Regions from separate parts of the Mus musculus genome. Here regions 2 and 3 are each linked to region 1. Evidence: chromatin loops called from intact Hi-C (ENCODE). Cell type or tissue: gastrocnemius. All regions are shown on one strand.

Evidence for each region. A loop is a pair of places that touch in the nucleus more often than their neighbours do. Peaks named below come from ENCODE experiments on the same cell type or tissue, not always from the same donor. Only the 100,000 strongest peaks of a DNase experiment are listed, where the experiment ranks them.
Region 2: a loop joins it to region 1, with 2.1 times the contacts of the local background. A loop is called at or near these places in 9 of 42 quality-filtered maps.
Region 3: a loop joins it to region 1, with 2.6 times the contacts of the local background. A loop is called at or near these places in 5 of 42 quality-filtered maps.

The regions. Positions count from the first base shown.
Region 1 is chr14:67,068,075-67,076,074 of GRCm38, reverse strand. Ppp2r2a (protein phosphatase 2, regulatory subunit B, alpha) reads left to right here and starts at 3,604. Exons shown (of 10, transcript NM_028032.3): 1 at 3,604-3,985; 2 at 5,766-5,840. The coding sequence starts at 3,979. In gastrocnemius, a CTCF peak has its summit at 4,043; DNase peaks (open chromatin) are centred at 3,604, 3,992 and 4,924; H3K4me3 peaks cover 5,096 bases; H3K27ac peaks cover 5,009 bases.
Region 2 is chr14:67,131,279-67,139,278 of GRCm38, reverse strand. No RefSeq gene overlaps it. Among named protein-coding and RNA genes, the nearest start is that of Gm30438, 24 kb to the left of the region's middle. In gastrocnemius, a CTCF peak has its summit at 3,479; DNase peaks (open chromatin) are centred at 2,973, 3,227 and 3,501; H3K4me3 peaks cover 893 bases; H3K27ac peaks cover 2,086 bases.
Region 3 is chr14:67,002,945-67,010,944 of GRCm38, reverse strand. It overlaps Bnip3l (BCL2/adenovirus E1B interacting protein 3-like), which reads left to right and starts at 2,068. Exons shown (of 6, transcript NM_009761.3): 1 at 2,068-2,257. The coding sequence starts at 2,161. In gastrocnemius, no CTCF peak of the experiment used is centred here; DNase peaks (open chromatin) are centred at 2,017, 2,416, 2,934, 3,242 and 1 more place; H3K4me3 peaks cover 2,249 bases; H3K27ac peaks cover 5,343 bases.

The DNA.
Region 1 (8,000 bases):
GAAGAAAGGAGCAACATTGATGAGGTGCAACCTTCTGGAAAGTGTTTCCTGAGAATCAGCACACAAGGCCAAGGTTGTACCTTGTGTTGGTAGCAGAACTTGGTAGTCTAAGAGTCACCTACGTAGTACTGGTTATAAAGGCTTGAGAGGTCATGGAGAGCAGCTGAGGCTTGGCACTGTGTGGCAGGACTGGAGTCCCTGAAGAGAGCCTAGGAAAGGTTATTGGTGGATGCTCATCCCAGTGGCAGCAGAAGACCCCAGCATCTTGGAGATGCCAGTAGCATGCAATGATCACTAAGAACAGCAGCAGCAGTGGAGTAGAGCCAGCAGGAGCCTCAAAGATAAACTGTGTGTGCTGCAGAGGACAGAGCTGGAGAAGTGACCCAAGTCCCCAAGTGCCCAGAAGATCGTGAGTGAATTCCAGTTAGCAATAGGACCCCTAAGACACCATGTAATATATTTTAAAAGCCACCTTGTAGTAACCCAGGGTGAGATCTGTTCAGCTAGAATATGCTCCTGATTCTTTAATTCTTTGTTTCTCTTGACTCAGATTTAAAGCAGAAAAGGTCCGAGTCTTCTAAAGAGTCACCAGAAAAACCAAGAGGGAATTTCCCTCTTCATTTACCCAAGATGAGCTCAATTCTGCAAGGCTTGGTCACCGTGCGTGGTCATGTGATCAAGAGTTACATTTAGGACTCTTCTCACGTGATAAAAAGCTTGTAGCTAAATGTGGTGACTTGCCTGAACTCCTAGAATTTTGGAGGCATCTGTAGGCAGATCACTGTGAGTTCAAGGACAGCCTTATTTACACAGCTCTAGGTCAGGGCTACAGAGCAAGACCCTGTCTCAAAACAAAACAAAACTCAAAACCAATTCAAACAAAAGTTTCAAGATCATGTACAAGAAGAGAACATTATCCTATTGGGATACCCCATCTCCTGAGTAGTGTGTAAACAGGTTCGAAGACACCATGGGAAATAACTACAGCAAATGCACGCACAGGCAATTTACCTATTTACCAAATGGGGTTGGTTGTTTAATAAATGTAGGTGAGATCACCAAGATGACTTCTAAAATGCCTCTTTTCTTTCTTTCTTTCTTTTTTTTTCCCCTGGCATTAAGAAGAATGAGGGCTGGAGAGTTGGCTCAACAGTGAAGAGCCCTTGTTGCTCTTGCAGAAGACTGAGGTTCAATTCCCAGCATCCACATGGCAGCTCACAACCATCTGTCACTCAAGTTCCAGGGGTGTGACACACTCTTCTGATTTCTGAGGGCACAAGGCATGTACATGGTACACACACATGCATGCAGGCGAAAGACTCATACAAGTTAAAGAAATCTTAAAAGTTAAAAAAAGAGAGAGAAAATATTTACAGTTCAGCAAACCTTAAGGAGCCAACATTTAAGTGGTTTTTCTTCCCAATCCAGAAGACTTATTTATTCATCCATTAGTCCCATGAATTATGTGGCTAGTGATAGGGAGATGAATAACATACTTCCTAGCCTCAAAGAATTCTGTCTAATAACAGACACAGACTGAGATCATTTTAATGTGGTTTAAGAAAACAGAAAAGTGCATTATACTTTATGAGACTATTTGTATAAACTGACAACATGACTGCTTCATAGTTTGGTTAAGGGGAGGGTTTTGTTGTAGATATGAGAGAGTGGCCAGAGGCATCTGGAAGAGTCCAGAGCACAGACTGAACATGCCGGAGAGGGAAGAATAATAGCAGAGGATAAAATATAGAGGAAACAGCCAGAATAGCAGGGTCATAAGGAGGAGTAGCTTGGGAGAGAAACACCCGAGGGCTGGAGTTTACAGTAGAGGAGAGGTAAGAAGGGCAGGACACTAGCGTGGACTGAAATGTGCCACAGGATCTTGGGATACCAGCATGTGCTTTGATATACAGTTAGGCAACGTAGGTAGCTATATCTCCTTTTTGCCAGAAGTGAGGGAAATGACATTTTTGGTAGAGGGCCCCTGGCTTCACAAGTTCCTGAAGAATGCTGTTTTTTTTTTTTTTTTTTTTTTTTTTTAATCTAACTTCCAGAAATCCTCCTATAGTCCAGGCTGAGCTCATTTCTGGATATTTGAACTGCCTTTTGCAGTTTGGGAAGTTTCCTTTGGACCTGACACATTTTGTTGTTGTTCTCTTTCCTCCTCCTCTTCCTCCTGTCTTTCTTTCTTTCTTTCTTTCTTTCTTTCTTTTTTTAACTGTTTTAAGATGAGTACATTGTTGTTGTCTTCAGGCACACCAGAAGAGGGAATCAGATCCCATTACTGATGGTTGTGAGCCACCATGTGGCTGCTGGGAATTGAACTCAGGACCTTTGGGAAAGCAGTCAGTGCTCTTAACCACTAGGCCATCTACCCAGCCCTCCTTCTGTCTTTCAAGACAGAGTTTCTTTGTGTGGACTTGGCTGTCCTGGAACTAGCTCTGTAGACCAGGCTGACCTCCAGAAATCTGCTTGCCTCTGCCTCCTTCCCCTCCCTCTCTCTAGGAGGAGAGCTTGGCACTACTAAGAAAGGGCATTTGACCTAGTTAAAGGTGAATAGGAAAGGGGGGGGGGAATGTCAGAGAGTCTGACTGGAAGAGGCTACATTTAAATGGATTTATTTTAATTTTTTGCATGTGTTTGATGTATGTATGTTAGGCAGAGTCTTCTATAGATAGCCCAGGCTAGCCTCAAACTCAGCTGTCCTTGAACTCTAGAACCTCTTAAATGAATACAAGCGCTGTTGAGATTATAGGAATGTGTCACCACGGCCAGAAGAACATATCTTCCTCTTCCTCCTCCTCCTCTTTTTCCTCCTCCTCCTCCTCCTCCTTCTCCTCCTTCTTCTTCTTCTTCTTTTGGTTTTTCAAGACAGGGTTTCTCTGTGTAGCCCCGGCTACCCTGGAACTCACTCTGTAGACCAGGCTGGCCTTGAACTCAGAAATCCGCCTGCCTCTGCCTCTCAAGTGCTGGGATTAAAGGTGTATGCCACCACTGCCCAGCAGAACATACCTTCTTAATCATTGATTTTACCACTTTTATCTGAAAAGACCTTGGCTACTTTTTGCGGCATTCACAACATCCAATTTCTGTGGCGAGCTATTCTTAACTGCTCGCAGTAGCCAAGGGCTCTAGTCCATGGGAAGGTAACCTAATTCACCCAGATGGAACCAGTCCAGTTGTGTCCTTCTGGGCTCAGTGAACTCTCACCTTGGGCAGGCAGTGGCAAGTATGCATCACTCTCCCTTAATTTTGGTGCCTCCGGGGCTCACCCACAGGGTCACTGGAGCAACAAAAGGGGTATTCTCTCGAGAGGGCCAGCTCACCATGTGGTTGAGCATAAGTGAACATATGAGGCCATCCCAAAGTTCCGGCCTTGGCTCTACGGCTTGGGACAGTGAGAGGTGCAGACAGGCCAGGCCTTGGCCACTTGGGCACCGCGGCTTGGCACATCCAGCCCACAGCCACAGCAAACTAAGTGCAGCTCTAGCTCTGTACAGGGACCTTCTCAAGGATCCTAGCGGGCGGGGCGGGGCGAAAGCAAGACAAGAAGGAGGCGTGGCTAACACAGCACGACCCGCCCCAAAGACGCTCCGCCCCCTCAAGTGACGTCACCGGCCAGCCAGCGGGCGCCATTTTGAAAGTGGAGTCGCCTGTCCCTGCCGCCGCGGCCGCCGTCGCTGTCCTAGCCGCCGCTGCCGCCGCCACTACTACCGCCGCCGCCGCCGCTACTGCCGCCGCTGCCGTCTCCACCGCGAGAGAAGGAGCACGAGACGGGACGCCCCTGAGTGAACGCCACCATCCTGCCGACCGCTCCACCCGGGCCGCTTCCTTTCCGCCCCGGTCCCGGTCCCCTCCCCCCTCAGGTGCCATCCGCCTCCATCCGCGCCCTCGATCCCCCCATCCCCAGGTGTGGGGGCTGAGCCCCGGTCGCGGAGACCCCGACGAGCCCGGCAGGGTCACCATTTGCAGCGCGACATGGCAGGTAAAGAAGAAACGGCCCTTGGGCGGCTGACAGGGTGCCGTGCCGCTTCCTCTGCGCGCTCTCCGTCACCCCCTAGCGACCGTGGTGGCGGGGCCTCGGCCTGGGGCGCTGGCCGAGTGTGGGGCGGGCGGGCGGGCCTGGCACTGAGCTGGGACTGTGGGGCCTGGAGGCCGGGCCCGGGGCCTGGCACTACAGGAACACGGCACGGGTGCGTTGGGGGTGGGAGACGGCGTGGGTGGGGCGGGTGCAGGCGTGCAGATGGGTCCCCTCTGCACCCTGCTCCCTCCGCTCTTCCTTACATATTCATTCCTCTTCCCGGTCTACTGAGAACCTTTCTGTAGAAATGTATTCTGGACCGATAAGAAGGAAGACAGCTTTGCAAGTTAAAATACAATGGAGGCATACCCCCACCCCCCCAACTCACGGTCACCCCCCCCCCAACCCCCAGCACCACACAAACATTAATGGGGTAGGTCAGGTTTTGAGGGTGTAAGCCTGAATTTCGTTTTCGATTTTGCTCCCTTCCCGTGTCTTATTTTTTTGCCACTCACGAATGCTAAGCCTTTAATAGAAGTTGCAAGGATTGGGGTGGGGGCTGGGTGGGAGAGAAAGGTAATTTAAACTTTGCATTTTGCACGGTAGCGTTTGGGCAGATGTCCTTTTCCCAGAAGGGTTTCTTGGAGTTAAAATAGTTGTGGAGTTCGCCGATATAAATAGCCAAAGGGAGAGGGATTTTATAAAACCTTGCTGAGGGGGGACGGGGGGGGTGCGGGGGGAGAAAGCCTGATTGAGAATAATTTAGCAAGGAATGGGTAAAGGAAAAGCGAGGTTTAATGTCGTTTGAGAGTCGGTTATCTTTGTACAATTTAGTCTTGAAGCCCTTCCTCTCATAGAGTAATTCTGGATTGAGATTGAGTTTCTTTTCCAGAAATCCCGGGGTGCCCCCATCCCCCCATTTCCTCTTCAGTGCTGAGCAGTGAGTGTCGGAGATTAAACCAATTTTCCTTTCTTTTCAATATTTGCATAGATAATAGAACCTTTAAAGAAGTTATGCTGGACTGGTTTACAGTTTGCTATATAAACAGGCTGCCCTTTGACCTTGCTGAACAATGAAATGATAATTGGAACTGTATTGTAGGAGATGAGCAACGAATAAGGTTGCTTTTTTCTGGGTCCTTTGGATGCAGTAGGTGAATGTGGCAGGAGCAGCCTCCTTTGACCATCTCTTCCCAGGCGTGCATTTCCGCCCCTTTTCCTCTGTCTGCAACCAGTGATTTGCTCCTAACGAATGCAAAGAAATGGGTGTTGTGTTTGCTTAGTCCACATGAATCATCCTCTCAGGCAGTAATGTTCCCGAAGTTTTCTCTTCGTTCTATATTTCATGGTAGTTTAGCCTTATAACTCTTTTGTAGGCCTTTTGTACATTTAAAGGAAAACTAACTTTGGTGCTTTGGTTGGTTTTGTTTTTGTTTTTGTTTTTTCCTGGTAGGTTTTAACTTGAAAGGTTCTGACTGTCTTTAAGGAGAGGGAAAAGTGGAAGTGAGGTTTTAAATATCTGTATGATGATAATTACTGGTAGGCTGTATGTCTTTGGATATTTCGTACCTGCAGACTTGTTTTTAATACACTACCAACTATTGGAGGCCAATTTGGTTCCAAATCTGTGGGCTCAGTGGTAGTTACATAGGGAGTTATGATGCCAGCCTCGGGAACCATCTCTGTGTTTATAAGCGTAAACAGAACAGAGCTCAGTTTTAATTGCTATGTTTTCTTCTTCCAGGAGCTGGAGGAGGGAATGATATTCAGTGGTGTTTTTCTCAGGTGAAAGGAGCAGTAGATGATGACGTAGCAGAAGGTAAGACATTTTAACAGTGACGACTATCGACTTAAAAGTCCTGGGTGCTGAAGGAACTCAGTGTTTTGTGTTTGCTTTCTGAGAGGTGGGATGATAGCTTTAAAAAAAATCACCTTTCTGAAAAGTCTGTATATCTTCTTATGTCTTGCTTATCTTTTTTTTTTTCATTGAGTTAATGAAGTAGATGTCCAGCAGTCAGTGCTCTAAGGTTTGTGTGACTAAGGTGTCTTTGTTACATACATTCTACATATAAATGACTGGTCTTCATGTTTATGTGTTATTTTTCGATAAAACAGAGAAACAGAGGCCAGCAGCTCTTAGCTCAGAACCGCTCCCAGCAGCACCTCTTACTCTGTGGGGGGCTCTGGTTCTTTTGAACTCCACTGCTTTGGGATGTGGCACTGGTCGACATGGCTGCTGGTCCACATGATTCACTTTACTGTGCTGCAGGGATTTGTGCGTGTGGTTAAGACAGATAAGATAGAACAAATTACTGTGGGGACTTTTTTTGAGATAGAAACTTGCTAATTTATTTCAGAACGTATCTAAAGTTTTGAAATGTCAAGGTCTTGCGTGCAGTCTGAGGTGATCTTTTGTGATAGAGACAAATAATCTCAAAAGGGATTCTTTGCTCAGAAATATTTAATATAGTTTGTGGACTCTGTGTGTGTATGTGTGTGTATTTGAGAGGGAGAGGATGTGTGTGTGTCTGTCTGTCTGTCTGTGTCTGTCTGCCTGTCTGTCCCTAGCTGGCTTTGAATTTGCTATGTAGACTAGGTTGTTCTTGAATTCGGAGATCCATCCGCCTGCCTCTGCCTCCCCAATAAAGTTAGTGGGATTTTTCTAAATAGAAGTCAAAGAAGAGTATGTATTTCTGGTTGTCTGAAAATGTGTACCCCTTTCTTTAGGTGTGGAACCTTTCCTTGTGGTTCTCCTCTGCTGCCATAGAGTGCTGTGCTGAGGATTTCTTTTCAGGTGGTGGTAGGCCAAAGACTGTTGACTAGGAGATGCTTGTGTGGTGACATTTGTCTCCAGTGTGTGCGTGGTGTGGTGAGTCCTGTAGAAAGTCATTGGCACACTTGTGCTTCCAGCCTCTGTTACCTTTGTTTTCTGGTGGTCCTTATTCCTTTCTCACATGAGAGACTGGAAACTTGGAAAGAATTAAAGGGTTTAGAGTGACTCAGTGATGGTCAATCGGTGCTGCTTTTCTGTGGAAATAAATCCTGTGTTGGAGGGAGGAGTCTCGAATTCCTGATTTTGTAACTCCATTACCTGTTGAGTAGTAGGCACTCAGGTATTGGATCCTCGGTTCTGTGCGGTTGTGTAATACTTGGCATGTTATGAAAGTGCTCTCTACTTGGAAAACATTTCTTGGTTGCACTGTTTATTCCCTTATCAAACAAAGGTCTCCTGAATGTTGAGAACGGGTGTGTGGTGTCTAGAACATAAGCTGTCTACCCTTAAGAAACTCTGTTTACTTCTTGTTAATCATGGGGAGAAAGAAGACTTCACTCAATCAGAAGAAATAGATTTTCTAAACTGAATATCAATTACTTAACCAAAACAAGTGATAGTTTGTGCTACTTCACACATATACAGAATATATGTGATGGATCAGTTTTAATTCTTCCTTGTATGTCAGTTCTTACTAGCTTCACTTTGCTCCCTATTGATTAAATAACTTCCTAGGGTATATGTAGTGACAGTGTGCTCCTACTTGGAGTGCGCGCTTCAGAAAGAACATAACTTGTTAGTGCTGTGTCTTCACAAGTACATGCGCAGCATTGTTTTCAAGTTACACTGCTTTGATTTGCAGTCTCAGAAACTACTTGGTATACTTCTGTCTGCTATGTTTATTAAGGGGAAGTTTTGCTTTTCTAATGCAGAATATGATTATTGTACATGGCCCATAGGTAGGGATTACAATCTTTAAATGGTTGCTAGCTCCACCCTTAGACTGCCTGCTTTTTGTTAATGATGCATTCTGATTTTTTTTATTTTTGCTATTAGTAGCTTATGATGTCTGATCGTGCCCTTGTAGCCAGCAGCAGCCAGGACATGCTGATTTATTTGTGTAATGCGTTTATCTTCTATACCTGCCTTGGAACCTTGTTTTGGAGATGGTTTCTCTGTAGTTCTGGCTGTCCTGGGACCAGGCTG
Region 2 (8,000 bases), 63 kb before region 1:
AGACTGAAAATACTTGGGGGAAAAAAAAACAGTCTCTTAGCGACTATGTACAGACTTTGTCTTGTCATTCCCTGAATAATACACATAATGACTCTAGGCAAGGCGTTTACATTGTATCAGAACATGTAGGTCATTGAGATAGCTCAAGTACAAAAGAGACCAGGTACCCACCGCATGATCTCTTCTATCCTGAAAGCTACTACCTAGAAAATACATCTTCCCATTACCTGTGTTATAAATGAGATTAGCTGGGGCTGGAGACACTCCTCGGTGGTTAAGAGCACTAGCTGTTCTTCTAGGGGCCCTGGGTTTAATTCCCAGAGCTCACGTGGAAGCCTACAACTATCTATAACTCCAGTTCCAGGGAATCCAATACCTTCTTCTGGCTTTCAAGGGCACTTTACTGCCCAGACATATATGCAGGCAAAACATCCATACATAAAAAAACAAATACGAAATTACATTAGTTGGGCATGGTGGCACAGGCCTATAACTCTAGTACTTAGGAGGTTGAGGCAGAATTGCTGCAAGTTTGAGGCCAGCCTGGGCCAAATAGTAAACTCAAGGCCAGTCTGGGGTATGTGGTGAAACCTTGTCTCTAAAAACCGAAATAAACAAATGAAGCTGGAGGTGGTAGGACACCTTGTAACCCAGCATCTGAGAGGTGGGGATGGAAGGTTCAGGAACTCAAAGGCATTCTTGACAACATAATGAGTCTGAGGTCATCCTGGGTCACCCAAGACACCGTCTCAAAACCAGTAATATACATGGCAAGGCTGAGACACAGAGCGGCGAAGACCACCAAGCAAGTAGTATGTGTAGCTAAAACTCAAATGTAAGATGTTGGTATCTGGATGCTGGTCCCAGTCTCAGCCATTGTGAGATTGTCTACTGGCTCACACACTGTCACAGACACATACTGTAGCACGTGGTGTTTTCCATGTACAACTTGGCATTTTCCAGTCATTCAAATGGGAGAACTGCCGTAAGGAAAAGTGACTAAATCATCACATATCTTAAGTGTGAGAAACTTTTTGTTTAAAAAGATAGTTAACCTGAAAAGAACTCGTGTTTCCTGAACCTGTCTCTTCCTCTTAGTGCCCGATTGGCCAGTAGCATCAAACTGTGAAGATGAGCTCTCACCAGTGAGATAAAATGTAGTCACTAAGCCGGGTGTGGTAGTGCACATCTTTAATCCCAGCACTCAGGAGGCAGAGGCAGGCAGATTTCTGAGTTCGAGGCCAGCCTGGTCTACAAAGTGAGTTCCAGGACAGCCAGCGCTATACAGAGAAACCCTGTCTCAAAAAACCAAAAAAATAAAAAAAATAAGATGTAGTCATTACTAAGATCTGGGATAAAAGATGGAAGCCATCTTGGTTACATGTGCTTGCAGAGTGTTCTAAGACCCAATTAGTTCTAGCAAGCACACATAGATGTGTTTCTTTGTGTGACACTGAGATTATTCTTGGTTTATAACATAAGGTATCACAAGAATGACCTGTATGGTCAGAAAAAGTGGCGGCTAGGTTCTCATCCTGGTACAGTGAACCTGCAGCATTGTCAAGGAACGGATACCAAGACCCTTGAAGACACCAACATTCTGAGGTGTCAAGTTTCTCTATAAAATATCATAATGCTTGTGCTGACCTACACACAAGTTTCCTATCGTCTTAGAAATCTCTGGATTAGAACATATCTAAAACGATATAAATTCAAATGTTGATTGCCCAATAATGTAAAAAAAAAAAAAAAAAAAAAGGGATGGTAAGCCAGATGTATCAGCACACACTTTTATAACCCCTGCACTTCGGAGATGGTGGCAGGATCATGAGTTCAAGACCAGCCTGGGCTACATTATGAGACCCCCATCATAGAGGTAGGGGAGGAAAGGAAGAGAGGAGGAAAGAAAGGAAGGAGTGAAGGAAGAAGAGAGGAGGAAGTCTATTCCTAATTAGTTTGGTAGGTTTTTTTGAGATTGGGTTTCACTATGTTGCCCTGGCCGGTCTGGTATTTGATATGTAGTCCAAGCTGGCCTTGAACTCATAGAGATCGGCCTTCTTCTGCCTCCTCAGTTGTGATTTGAACAGTAATGACCCCCCCCCCCGACACCTGACTCATGTGTTTAAATGCTTGGCCCATAGGGAGTGGCACTATTAGGTGTGGCCTTGTTGGGAGAATTGTGTAACAGTAGAGGCTAGCTTTGAGTCCTTATAAGCTCAAGTCTGGCCAGTGTATCTCACCGCCTTCGGATCAAGATGTTGAACTCTCTCCAGCCTCGGATCTGCTTACAGGTCACCCTGCTTCCCACTCTAAGGATGATGGACTAAACCTCTGAACTGTAAGCCTGTCCCAATTCAATGCTTTCCTTTATAAGAGTTGTCGTGGTCCTGGTGTCTCTTCAAAGCAATGGACACTTGAACTAAATCACAAGTCCTAGGATTAAAGGCATGCACCAGGATGCTTCAATGAAGGACAGAGTGGATGGCTCTGAAACGGTGCCTGGGGCATAGAAGATGCTCAACAAAACCTTGCTGCTGTTACTTGAACTCCGCCTGACATGGAATCAGACCCTGATGGTTCTGATGGTTCCATAAACCGTGGCGCCTCCCCTAAGCTTTGCCTCACGGGTGCAGTCCCCCACACTGGATGAAATGAGCCACTCTCGCCACTGTGCTTTGGACAGTGTCCTGTCACGGAATCTGTGAAAAGAAATCGCATGGTACATTGGTTTCCACCAGCCAGACCTCAGGTTCCTCTTGTCGGGGAGGAATTCTGCCTTGTCTGTACACAGTGACTGGTACAATGTCAGCCAATCATTTCCAATAACTTCTGAAAAGGACAGGAACGGTGGTGCATGCCTGTGACCACAGCTCTTCACAAATATAGGCAGGGGGGTGGGAGTTTGAGGACAAGCCTGCACTACAGATAGTTTGCTTGAGGTAGGGAGGGAGAGGGGGGAGTGAGGAAGGAAGGGAGGGAAGGAGGCGGGGAGAAAAGGACACAGGGAGGGATGGAGGCAGGCAGGGATGGAGGCATGCAGGAAGGGAGGGATTGAGGGGGACTAAGGGGGGGGGGGGGACAAAAGAACTTCCCTGTCCTGCCTTTCAGGGAACTTTTATTTTGAAGCAGCAGCAGCACAGTGGTGATCTTAGCTAGGGCTCCAGCAGCTGCGCATGAAGGGACTCTTAGGGTGCTAGCTCCAAGCCTTGGAGCCCATCCAAGACTCTTCCCAGCTGCACACTTAGAACCTGGTGTTGGGTCTGGGTTGAGAATTGCCCTGTGGGGGGTTGGGGAAAGGCGGGGCAGGGGTACACTTAGACTAGGAAACTTTCCTGACACCGCCTATTAAACCTTTTCCTGCAGCCCTAGGGCAATAAGGTTCTTATGGGTTAGGTTAGTAAACTGAACCGTGCATGTGGTCTGCTGGATGGCAGACTGTGAGCCTAGAGGATCTGAAAGCCCCAAGGATGATCTGTCCTGGGGGTGGCAGCAGCGGGTGGGAACCAGCCCTTGGACCTGCTGCACAGCCCAGCCTGGCCCAGGCCTCAATCTGGCCACACCTTCAGCACCCCCAGAAAGGCCGCTGGAAGCAGCCTTAGAGACTGTCTGGTTACCACCTATTGTTCCTAATCTCCTAAACACCACTGAAGATAAAATGCCAGAAGGCCAGACAATGGAACCGACTTTTTTGCTTAATATTTTTAATGAGAGAGTAAACACGTGACCTTGCAGCTCCGTGCCAGTTACATTTCTATTTACTTGGAGCCTGGGTACAATTAGGACATTTATCTCACTTAGTCCCTGGTCACTCCTGCCCCCAAATGTCCCCCGCCCTCTTCCCAAACGAGATGAAAAAACGTTTTCATTATGAACCCGTATCGGTTGCTGAAAGCAGCTATTTTTAAAAAGTGATGTCATAGAGACTAAATTGCTACATTGTTCTGCTTTCAGAAAACGCTCAATGGACCCTTTGGTAGTCGCTGACTGCTATTTGTTAGATGCACACAAGCAACCAGCCCCTCCCGCTCGCATCCCAGATCCCATGCTCACTTCAGAACTGTTGTTGGACCTCTGGGGAAATGTCTATGTGTCTATTTTGCACAGCCTTTCAATGATGTCCTTTTTACATGTTGTGTGTGCATATGACTACTGTAGTCACCCTGGAAAAGGATTCAAGGCTGTCTTTTCAACTCCAACTCAGGAAAAAAAAGGTTCCCGTCACATAAGTACTTACTACATGCATAGAGCCTCAACTTCCGATAGTCAAGTTTATGGCTTTTCAACCTTACGTTGGTGCAATAAGCACATCCCCTCAGCAGAAGTCAGGAAACAGCACAGGCAAGATGGCTTAGCAGGAGAAGACACTTGCCATGCAAGCCTTACCACCTGAATCCATGCTGGAAGAAGAGACCAACTCCTCAAGGTTGTTCTCCATTCACCAGACATGCTCTGTGCGTGCTGGAACTTGTGCATGCCCTCAAGTGTGTGTGTATGTGCTCGCGCCAATTTTATAAAACCACAAAGTGAGGAATACATCTCTAAATATTTTTCCTTCTTCATTTTTTTATTGTTTTATTTTACATGAATGGGATTTTGTCCAAATGTATGTCTATGTACCGTGTCTATGCCTGGTGCCTGCAGAGGCCAAAAGAGGGCTTTGGATTCCCTGGAACTATAGCTACAGACAGTTGTGAGCCACTAAGTACGTGCTTGGAACAGAAGCCCAGTTCTCAGAACCTGGGTCTTCTGCAAGATGGGCCAAGGGGTAAGGCGTTTGTTGACAGGCCTGACAATCTGAAACCAATCCCTGGGACCCACATGGTAGAAAGAGGGAACTGACTCCCAAAGCCTCCACACGTGTAAATTGTGGCATGCACACATAACACATATTCACACAAAATGAATGAATATAAGAGAGAAAAGAAGAAAGAAAGAAAAAAAATCAAGCCAGATGTGGAGTTTCTCTTCTTTAATTTCAGCACACAGGCAGGCAGATTCCTGAGTTTGAGACCAATTGGTCTACAGAGTGAGTTCCAGGATGGCTGTGGCTATACAAAGAAACCCTGTCTTGAATAACAAAAGAATGAAAGGAAGGAAGGAAGGAAGGGAGGGAGGAAAGGAGGGAGGAAGAGAGAGAGAGAAAGAAAGGGGGAGAGAGAAAGAAGGAAAGGGAGAGAAAGAGGAAGGAAAGTAGAAAGAAAGAGAAGGAAGGAAGAAAAAGAAAGAAAGAAAGAAAGAAAGAAAGAAAGGAAGGAAGAAAGAAAGGGAAGAAAGAGAAGGAAGGAAAGAAAGAAGGAGAGAGAGAGAGAGAGAAGCCCAAATGGAAGCAAACACTGGGTGCTCTTGCTCTCTCCTTCCGCCATGGATTCAGATATTGAGGCTTATGTGACAAGCGTCTTTCCCTGCTGAGCCACCTCAGAGATCCTCTGCAGCTCTCATCTCTTTCCTGTGGCTTCAGCCTCAGATACTGCCTTCCTTCCACCTTAAAGAAAAAGTCTGTGCTCTACCCACACCCTCCTCAGGTTAGCTTGCTTTAAAGGCCTGAAGAGTAACAGAGAAGCCTGTGTTCACCCTCCCATCCCCTGTTCCTCTCATGTCTGGGACCCACTCAGTGCTCCACTCAAAGGGCTCCTGCTGACGCCATAATGCTGAAACCAGGTCCTTCTCCCTTTAAGGCCTGTGCAACCTGGACCCACAAGGCTGCAGACCCCCAAGAGGCTGCCTTGTCTAGATCTAACCCTCTTTTATTTTGCAGCCCCACTGTCTCAGGCTCCTTCTCCATTCGGTGAGTTTTCAGGATCCTCAGAGTTTCCACCAGGGCCCTCTTTTCCTCTTCCTTTGCACAGCTCATTCACTCCAAGGCTTTAAATAGCACAGGGAAGCTGAACAATTACAAGCCTACATTCCCAGCCCACATGTATTTCCCAAGCTTCCGTCTTAAAACCCCCACTAACCCCAGAGATCTATAGCCTTGGAAATCCTACGGGCGCTGGACGCTCAGCATGGAAAGAACAGAATAGCAGTGTTTGGTTCCCTTGACCAGACGTGATGGCACACATCTGAAATCCCAGCACCTGGGTGAGGGACGCAGGAAGGCCAAGAGTTCTCATCATCTTTGGCTTCACAGTGTTCTAGGTCATCGTGGGCTTTTTGAGACTCTGTCTGACTGAGTCTCAGACTCCAAAAGGAAAATAATAACAGGAGCTGAATACAAGGCTCTGATGAAAGAGTAGCTGCCTAGCAACACAGTCCTGGAGCCCCATCCTTCGGAGGTGGACATGGGAAGATTAGAAGTTTCAGGTCTGCCGGGAATGCAAAGCAAGCTCCTACCGCAAAAGAGAAGGGGGAGGGGCACCAAGATGGTTCTGTAGCCCTCTTTCTGCCAAGTGACATTTAGTAAGGCAGTGCTGTGGTATGTTTTTTTTTTTTCATTTTATAAACTTTATTAGTTTAGGGAAAAAAAAAACAAGAGGGGAGGGAACACAGCAACAACAACAAAACAAACAAAAACACACACACACAAAAAAAAAAAAAAAAAAAAAAAACCCCACGGCATGTCAAAATTAGCCAGACCCAAAGTCTATCCATCTCAGTGACATAAAACTAGCCAGCACACAAGCGTATGCTCAGCATTAACAATGAATGCTTTAAGAGCTGACGTCTGCATAAAGCAGAAAGTGTGTGTGTGTGTGTGTGTGTGTGTGTGTGTGTGTGTGTGTGTTATGTGGAAGCCAGAAGAGGATTTCAAATTCCCTGGAACAAGAGTTACAGGTGGCTGTTGAGATGCCTGCTATGGGTGCTGGGAACCAAATTCAGACCCTCTGCAAGAGCAGTAAGCACTACAACCACTGAACCTTCTTCTCTCCATCCCCAATTTTCCACTTCCCAATTGCTTTTATTTACTATTCTAGAACCAAATAGCAGTATAGACTCAAAGTTCAGAATGCACCAGTCTACCAAATGGGCAGGCTACATTTATAGCCAAAGAAGAGAAACAAAACATGACACACAAGACACAGAAAGGTGTGCAGAAGTGCAGTGTCAGTTGTCTATCTTATAGGCTTCCATCTGGGTGGTGGCACACACCTTTAATCCCAGCACTCAGGAGGCAGAGGCAGGCAGATCTCTGAGTCTGAGGCCAGCCTACTCTGCAAAGTGAGTCAAGGACAGCCAGGGCTACTCAGAGAAACCCCGTCTTAAAAAAAAATAAAAACAAAACAAAAACAGAGTTTAACAGTTGGCTATTTGTAAATGGCTGAGACTCAGTTTATTTCCCATAGTAGGTTGCAGTCCCCACAGACATCAAGTGTGGTTGCAATACATTCTGTATGGAGAAATCATGAAGCCAACATACAGATGGATGGCTGCAGCTTTAGGCCAGTCTCCATTCAACTAATAGTATCAGCTCCGATTCTCTCCTCTCTTAAGCTCTTAGTTTGTTCTCTTCCCTATCCCAAGCTCTCAAGATGTCTGAGCTTCTCAGCCATTAGAGTTGTGAGCCAGACGCCTGCTAGAGAAGCAAGTAGACTGACTGCAGATCTTTATCTTGCCCTCTGCCCCACCAAAAGCAATCATCCAGCCAGCCTCATCCCCATCTCTGCAGCAGAGCACCAGCTGCAGCTCCCTTCACCTCCTGCCCCCAGCTCTAGTGGGTCACATAGATCTTCCCCTCCTAACCCACCCCCAACTCCAGCAGGCACTCCCCGAGGAAACGCAAGCCACTCTGACTAGGGAAGCAAATTGGCTAACTGCAGATCTACTCATCTCCCTCCACTCCTTCAGATCCAATCCCCAGTCTCACAACCAGTTCTGTAGCAGACCTTCTGCTGTGGGTTCTCCTCATGCTCTACCCTCATTCCCAGCAGACCCTGGTGAAACACCTTGATTTCCCCCTTCCGGTGTATCCCCCTCAAGCCCCTTTTAGCCTATCCCCATTCCTAATTGCCAGCTCCCAATACCCAGAAACCCGTTTTACCTGGAACCCCCAGTAGCCACATCTA
Region 3 (8,000 bases), 65 kb after region 1:
CAAGCCACACTATCAAAAAGGTTCGGGTGGGGCCAGAGCCATGGCTCAGGATCTCCTGTGGCACCTACATGGTGTATCATAGCCATCTGTGATCCCAGTTCCAGAGGAATCCAGTCAATCTTCTTGCCTTGGGGGGTGCAAGTCATGGAGATTGTACACATGCATCCACCCATGCACACACATACACGCAAATAAAAGGTTCATACAGAGTCTGAAAGAAACAGAACAATGTGACCCAGTTTGTTTGCCTGCTCCCAGTGTTTCTAGTCTGGATATAAGATTCTTACAGAGTATGCTCCAAAGAGTACATTCTCAATATGAGGCGTGTTTCTTTTCATTCCTAGTTGGATCTTTTGAAAAATCTGTCTTTTTGCTTTAATTTTCTATTTACGTATTTGAGAGGAGGCATGCCTGTGGAGGTCAGAGAATAAGATGAGTGGTCTATTTTGCCTACTTTGCACTATATGTTAAGTCAGTCTCAGGTACATGAAGTACTTAGACATAAAATGAGAAGACCCAGAGGAATGTTTTTATACCTGCATTATGCCTTTATAAATATAACACTGTATGTGGGAGGCCTAAGAGATGATTTTTATCACTATTTATGTGTGTATGGCACTGTGTACATGTGGAGGTCCAAGGACAGTTTGTGGGGTAGGTTCTCTCCTTGTACTATGTGAGCCCCAGAGATTGAACTCAGTATATAACTCTGGGCTGCAGCCCAGCCTTTAACCGGAGTCATCTCACCAGAGAATTGGGGTTTTATAAATGCATGTGGATGTTTGCCTGCACGTATGTCTGTGTACCATGCGGGTTTCTCATGCCCTCAGATGCCGGAAGACAGCATTGAGTGCCCTGTGAACGAGCTGTCATGTGGGTGTTTTGAACCAAACCTGAGTCCTTTGCAAGAGCAGCCAGTGTGCTTAACCCCCCAAGCTATCCCTCCAGATCATGTTTTTGGATGTCAATTCAAAGTGACAAAGACTTATTGTGTGTGCCTGTATTTATGATTTAGAGGGGGAGGGCATATGCCACGGTGCATTGGTGGAGGTCAGAAGGCAACTTTGTTAGCTTTCTTCCCATCTACCGGGAGCTCCGGGCAATGAACTCAGTCTGCAGGTTTACTCAGCAAGCGCCTTTACCGGCAGAACCATCTCACTGGCTGGTCCTAGATTTAGTATTTCCGTGTTTGGGTATCTCAGACCATATTTTTAAAAAAGACAATTACATGAAAATTCAACAACTGCAATTAAAGCAAAGTTAAAAGGCAAGTACAATATTGAGAAAAACATTATACAAAAATCGGGTCAAGGAAACTTGACAAAGATACGACGTAGGAGTATTTAGGAACATTAACAGAGTCAGCAACCAGCGTACAGGAGGTAGGGCATTTACAGAGATAGATAACAACCAGGGTTTGGGTAAATCTGTATTTTCTTTTCCCTTTTAATTTGTTTTTGAAGGCAATGGGTCGCTCGATAGCGTAGGCTGCAGGGAACTCGAAATCCTCCTGCCTCAGTCTTAGAAAGAGCTGAAATAACAAGTGTGCGCCACGCCCAGCCATTGATTTTTTTTTTAAACCGTGATTACATGTTACCTTTGCAATTAAAATGTTATAAATTCCAACAAGGTGATTAGCTCCAAGGTACCTCCCACGGTATTCTGTGGGAGGCACAAATGGATGTTTCACTAAGGGGAGGAACTGGGGTTTTCTGCTTCTTTAAAGCCACGGGTGAGTTCTTAAGTGGATACTGCAGGCGTGGGAGGGGTTCCATTCAGGCCCCGCGCGCTTCCGGGCTGCACACTCCTCCCTAATCTCAATCCAATGCCAACTTCCTAGCTCAGCCCTTCCGGCTATTGCGACTGACTCGCAGGAATTCTTTCCTGGCGCCCGTATCAGCTCGACTTCCGCACCCGCACGTCCCGAGCAGCTCGCGAATGCCCCGCCCAGCCCGGCCTGGTCACGCCCCCTATCCTGGGCTCCGACCCCGCCGTCCAGCTGCCTGTGTTGTCATCACATGGTCCGGGAGGGCCCTGACGTCACGAAGGGAGGGACTGCGCAGACGCAGAAAAGGGGGCGGGGGAACTCGACTTGTTGTGTTGCTGCTCGAGAGCCGGATACTGTCGTCCTGCGGCCGTGCCGCTTCCAGTCTCCAGACCATGTCTCACTTAGTCGAGCCGCCGCCGCCCTTGCACAACAACAACAACAACTGCGAGGAAGGGGAGCAGCCCCTGCCGCCGCCCGCTGGCCTCAACAGTGAGCACGGGGCCGCCGGGCTCAGCGGAGGGATGGGGGAGGAGGAGCCGCTCGGCCGCCGCCGTGCGGGCGGGGGGGGGGGGTTGGTGGTGGTGGTGGGGGAGTGGGCGGGAGCAGACGACAGCTCATTGGTTGGGACCGAGATTGTGCGTATGACTGACAGCGGCGCGCTCCGGTTAGGAGCAGGCGCTCGGCGCTGGCTCGCGGCCTGCGCCTTGGGCGCCGAGGTTTAGGGTCGCGGTGGGCGTCGGGAGCCGGAGGCGCACGCAACTCGGGGTGGCAAGCGGAGGCTGGCCAGCGGAGGGGGAGCATGGGACGTGCGGCGGGGACACCGGGGGATGGACGCGACCGGTCGGGCGTGGCGGGTGGACGTGCGGCCGCGCAGGTGTGCTTGCGGAGCTCGCCTCCTACCACACGCCGGTCCAGGGGGTCATCGGAGTTTCGTGCAGGGTGCTTGCTCCGCCCCTGACATTTATCTTTTTTTTTTTTTTTAGTCTGAAAATTCCCAAGTTTCTCAAGTGAGTTTTTTGTTGCTGTTAACCTTGAATTCATATTTTACTGCTTTTTCTTTTCTTTTTCTTTCTTTTTTTTTTTTTTTGAGAGAGCTTCTCATGTAGCCCAGGCTGGCCTCACTCGTTGTGTTGCTGAGTGACCTGATCCCTCCTACTTTCCACTTTCCCAAGTTCTTGGGTGACAGGCGGCAGCCACCATACTAGTAACTTTTCAAGTGCTGTTTCTTATGTTAAATGGATTGGGTGCCCAGCACATGCCCTAGGATCACGTCCATTTCAGCCAAATCTGCAGTGAACTTCAGGAAATACAGTAAACAACACAACAGACGCAGGCCACAGGTACTAGCAATTGAAAGTTGATGGTCAGGATCCAGTTGCAGTCAAACAGACATCTTGTCCCCAGAGTGTCCGCTGTTGTTGTGAGATCGCCGGACCTTCTTGCCCAACCTTTCTGTTTGGATTTCATGTCTTAATGAAAGAGGTAGTGGGTGGTGGTAGTTGTCACAGGGCCAGATGAAGTTCTTTAAAAGCCATTTGTATGCTTAAAGGTCAGGCAGTGTCTTTCATAAGAGGGATGGCTTCCAGGGTGGCCAGAACGGTTTAGGGAAGAGCTGTTACTGAGTCTAGAGGATAGTGGCAGGAGCGTTTGGGTATTTTAGCCAGGTGTGGTGCCACTTGCCTGTCATTCAAGCACTAGGGAAGTGTAGTAAGCGTGGTCCCCAGAATAAAACTTTGTGTCAGAAAACAACAAAACCAAAAAATAAGGAACAAAGAATTCAGGAATTTTAAGACTCTGTCCCTGCCCCATATTTTGATAAGCAATATTTGATAACTTCTCTAAAATGCCGGCTTTTACAAAGATCTAGTCAAGTGTGTCCTTAAATTTTACTCATAATCACATAATTCAGAATTTAAAATTTTTACCCATCTTTAGCATACATTTTTGGAAATGAAAAGACTAAAGAAATACATGCTTCATGTTATTTCCAGAAGCTGTGGCTCTTTTTTGAGGCCCATGGGTGCTTTCGGGAGCCTTCCCTTGTTTTTGGCATGCTTATATATGAGTATCTTCCGCCTGGGCCTTTATGAGTTAGTTGTGCTCAGCGTCTTCTTACTGCTTAGATGTCTGGAAAATTCAAAGGGATTTTCATTTTTCTTGGATTCTTTATTAACAACAGAACTGAAAAGGGTTGAGCTATGTTTGTTTATTCCTAAGTCTCACAGACCTGGGAGGTGTTTGTCATGGACCAGCCAGCTTCTTCCTTAGTTTTCTCAATGGCTCTTGGAGACCCTCCAGCCTATAGATGATACCAGATGTTACTTTGGGAAATCTGCTAGATAAAAAGTATTGTACTTGGGCTAATTAAGCTGTACTTTTAAAAGTTACTGAAAGCTCGATGGTGCCAGGTTTAATTATTGTCCTTGCCTCTTACTTTGCTTGCTTTGTTGTTGTTGTTGTTGTTTTGTTTTGTTTTGTTTTTTTTTTCGAGACAAGGTTTCTCTGTGTAGCCCTGGCGGTCCTGGAACTCACTCTGTAGACCAAGCTGACCTCAGCACTTGGGAGGCAGAGGCAGAGGCAGAGAGATCTGCCTGCCTCTGCCTCCCAAGTGCTAGGATTAAAGGGGTGTGCCACCACTGCCTGGCCTTTGTTTGCTTTTTAAAGTTTAGTACACAACCCTGGATTGAACAAAACAAACTTTATTGATTCTTCCAAGTGATTTTTTTTTTTTTTTTTTTTGGATGAGCAAAACAACTTACTCAGACATCTAAAACCATCCTAATTGCTGATAACTCTAAGCACTTTGCTGGCCGCAGTTCCACAACTGTGGAAAACAGCAGCTGAAACACATACAGATTATCTCTGGCTTGGGATTTTTATCTTTAGTTCAAGGATCATGGCAGAGGGTTTGTCTGTCCGTTTTAATGTGTATGGGTGTGCCTGCATATATGTATGTGCACCATGTGCATACCTGGTGCCTATGAGGCCAGAAGAGGACATCAAATCTCCTGGAACAGAAGTACAGATGGTTGTGCGCCTCCAAGTCATGCTGGGAATCCAACCCAGGTCCTCTGGAAGAGCAGATACTGCTCTTAATTGTTGAGCCATTTCTCTAGCCCCACAGCAGAGTGTTAATAGCAAATTATTAAAATTTCTTAAGGACTATTTTAGGGGTGTGTGTGTGTGTGTGTGTGTGTGTACACGTACCTATGTTGTGGTATGTCCACTTGAGTGCAGGTACCCATAGCATCCAGAAGATGACGTTAGATCCTTGGAATCTGGAATACAAACAGATATGGGTCCTGGAAATTGAACTCTGTCTGTTCCTTTGGTTTTGTTTTTTTGTTTTGTTTTTCAAGACAGGGTTTCTCTGTGTAGCCCTGGCTGTCCTGGAACTCACTTTGTAGACCAGGCTGTCCTCCAACTCAGAAATTCGCCTGCCTCTGCCTCCCGAGTGCTGGGATTAAAGGCGTGCGCCACCACGCCCTGCAACTCTGTTCCTCTGTAAGAGCAGTGCATGCTCTTAACAGCTGAGCCATCTCTCCAGCCCAAATTATTGATATATTTCAGACAGTGAAACCTTTCTCTGATTCTGTTACCACTATAGGAACTGTTGGAAGACAAATACCCAAAAGGATGTTTCCAGTAGTTACTTTTATAATTAACAAAACTATCAAGTTTCTCAAGGTAAGACACATAGGAGACTGCAGGAATGGCATAAGGAAGATCAGAGTGGTATCATAACTCTGGTGTAATTGGAATTACAGCCTTTTCTTGCTATCTGCCCTGGGGAAAGGTTCAGGCTAGGGCACATATGATGCCTTTGTCAGTCACTAATGTGTAGTGTCCACTCTTCTGGCACAGAAGAGTGCCAGGGACTGTTTTGAGCTTATCTGAGATCCCAGCATCTAGGACCTGAAACAGACAGGCAGAGAGGCTCTCAGGACCCCTGAGTGCAAGTGATTTGTGAGGCCTTAAAAAGTTGGGAGAAAATGAGAATGTTTCCTGTGATGTGTAAGAGGATTTAATTGTTGGTGAGAAGCTTAGGGGCTGCAAGCTTCAGTAGTGTGATGATGAGTTACTGGCCAGAACCTGTAATGCCTTTCCCTAGCCATTCCAGAAGACTTCAATTAGAAAATGAGCCTCCATGTCTTTGTACAAACTAGCACAAAAGAACAGCTTTCAACATGTAAACAGTCCTTTAACAATAACTGCTTCAGCTCGCTCTTTAAAGCTTTCTTGTTAGGAAGAGAACTGCCTCGGAGGTGGTTTCCTCTGTATTTTTTGGATTACATGAAATCTTTGCCTTGTTTCCTTTCCAAGTATAAGGGGAGTTTGTGAGGATTGGCAGAGGTGGCACATTGGAACCTGAGACTGTAAATGAGTTCAGATCATGGCTAAGGTAACCTAGATCACTTAATGAGTGAGGTCCAGGGTGGCCTAGGCTTGAAGTGAAAGACAATAACAAAAGAAAAGTTTCCCCACCCCCACCTGTTTTCCTTTTTTATGTCATATTCAGAAGTTAAAGTTAGTGTTTTAAAATGTTTCTATTTCTGTTATCAACACCAGATTAATTTTGTTTTCATACAGGGTCTCATTGTGCAGCCCAGGATAACCTTGATTGAACTTGTAGCAACCCCCCTGCCTCAGACACCCACTGGCCAAAGTTACAGGTGTGAGGGACCACACCTGTCTAATAGGTTTCTTTCTAAGGAATGTATACCTAGCATTCCCTTGGCACTGCACACTTCCACAGAGAACACAGCTGGAGTCAGGAAGATGGCTCCATCCTTAAGTCATTGCAAGTATGAGGATTTGAGTTCCCCAGAACCTATGCCAAGCCAGGCACAATGGTCCACCCTTGGAATCCTGGCATTGGGAAGCAGAGATAGGTAGATCCCTGGGACTCCTTGGCTAGCCACCCTCAACTAATTATCAGCTTCTTGGTCAAGGAGAGATCTTGTCTCAGAAAATGAGGGTGGCTCTTGAGAAACTACCTGAGAATGACCTCTGGTCTCCATAATGCACATGTAGTCACACAGAGGCACATGTACACATACTTAGACTATCTCTAAAAGACAGTTGCTGAGTTAAGGATAATCTAGCTTTTTAAGGCTCTTTCAGAATGTTCACTGATTCTGTCAGTGAACTGAGAATATAGTCTACTGGGTAATTGTCTTTGGATAATAGTTAAAAGTATGCTGTGTCTTTATAAGAAGTGAGATTTTAGGTAGCTGGAAAGAAGACTCAATAGTTAAGAGCATTGACTGCTCTTAAAGAGGACTCCAGTTTGATTCCTAGCACCAGGTAGTGGCTCGCTCCTAACTGTTAACTCCAGTTAAAGGGGTGCTGACACCCTCTTCTGGCCTTCATAGGCACCAGCCATGCATATGGCACACAGACACCATGCAGGCCAAACACCCGTACACATGAAATTGTAAAAGAAATTTTTAAAATGAGATTCAAGGTAATCAAAAGAATGCACATACTAACACTGAAAAGCATTTTAAGCCGGGCGCACACCTTTAATCCCAGCACTCAGGAGGCAGAGGCAGGCGGATTTCTGAGTTGGAGGCCAGCCTGGTCTACAAAGTGAGTTCCAGGACAGCCAGGGCTACACAGAGAAACCCTGTCTCAAAAAACCAAAAAAAAAAAAGAAGGAAAAGCATTTTAGAGTTATAGGTAAAAACCAGTACTTAACACAGTGGTTCTCAGCCTTCCTAGTGCTTTGGGCCTTTAGTACAGTTCCGCGTGTTGTGGAGCATGAGGACGCCCAGCCATCAGATTATTTTGTTGCTACTTCATAGCTGTAATTTTGCTACTGTCATGAATCTGATCTGCAGGATATCTGATGTGTGACTCCTAAAGGGGTCATGACATGAGAACCAGTGACTTAGAGGAACTTAATATAGTATAATTCCATTTGTTTATTTTTAAAAATAATTTTTGAAGTTACTCTAGTCTACAGAGTGAGTTCCAGAATAGTCAGGAGTACACAGAAAAACCCTAACTAAGCAAACTAATATAAAAAGTATTTTATGTACATTGCTGTTCTGTCTGCATGTTTGTCTGTGTGAAGGTGTCAGGTCTCCTGGAACTGGGATTACAGACAGCTTCGAGCTGCCATGTGGGTGCTGGGAATTGAACCCAGGTCCTTTGGAAGAGTGGCCCATGCTCTTAACTTCTGAGCCATTTCTTCAGTCCCAAAAAAATATTTCATAAGTTAAAAAAA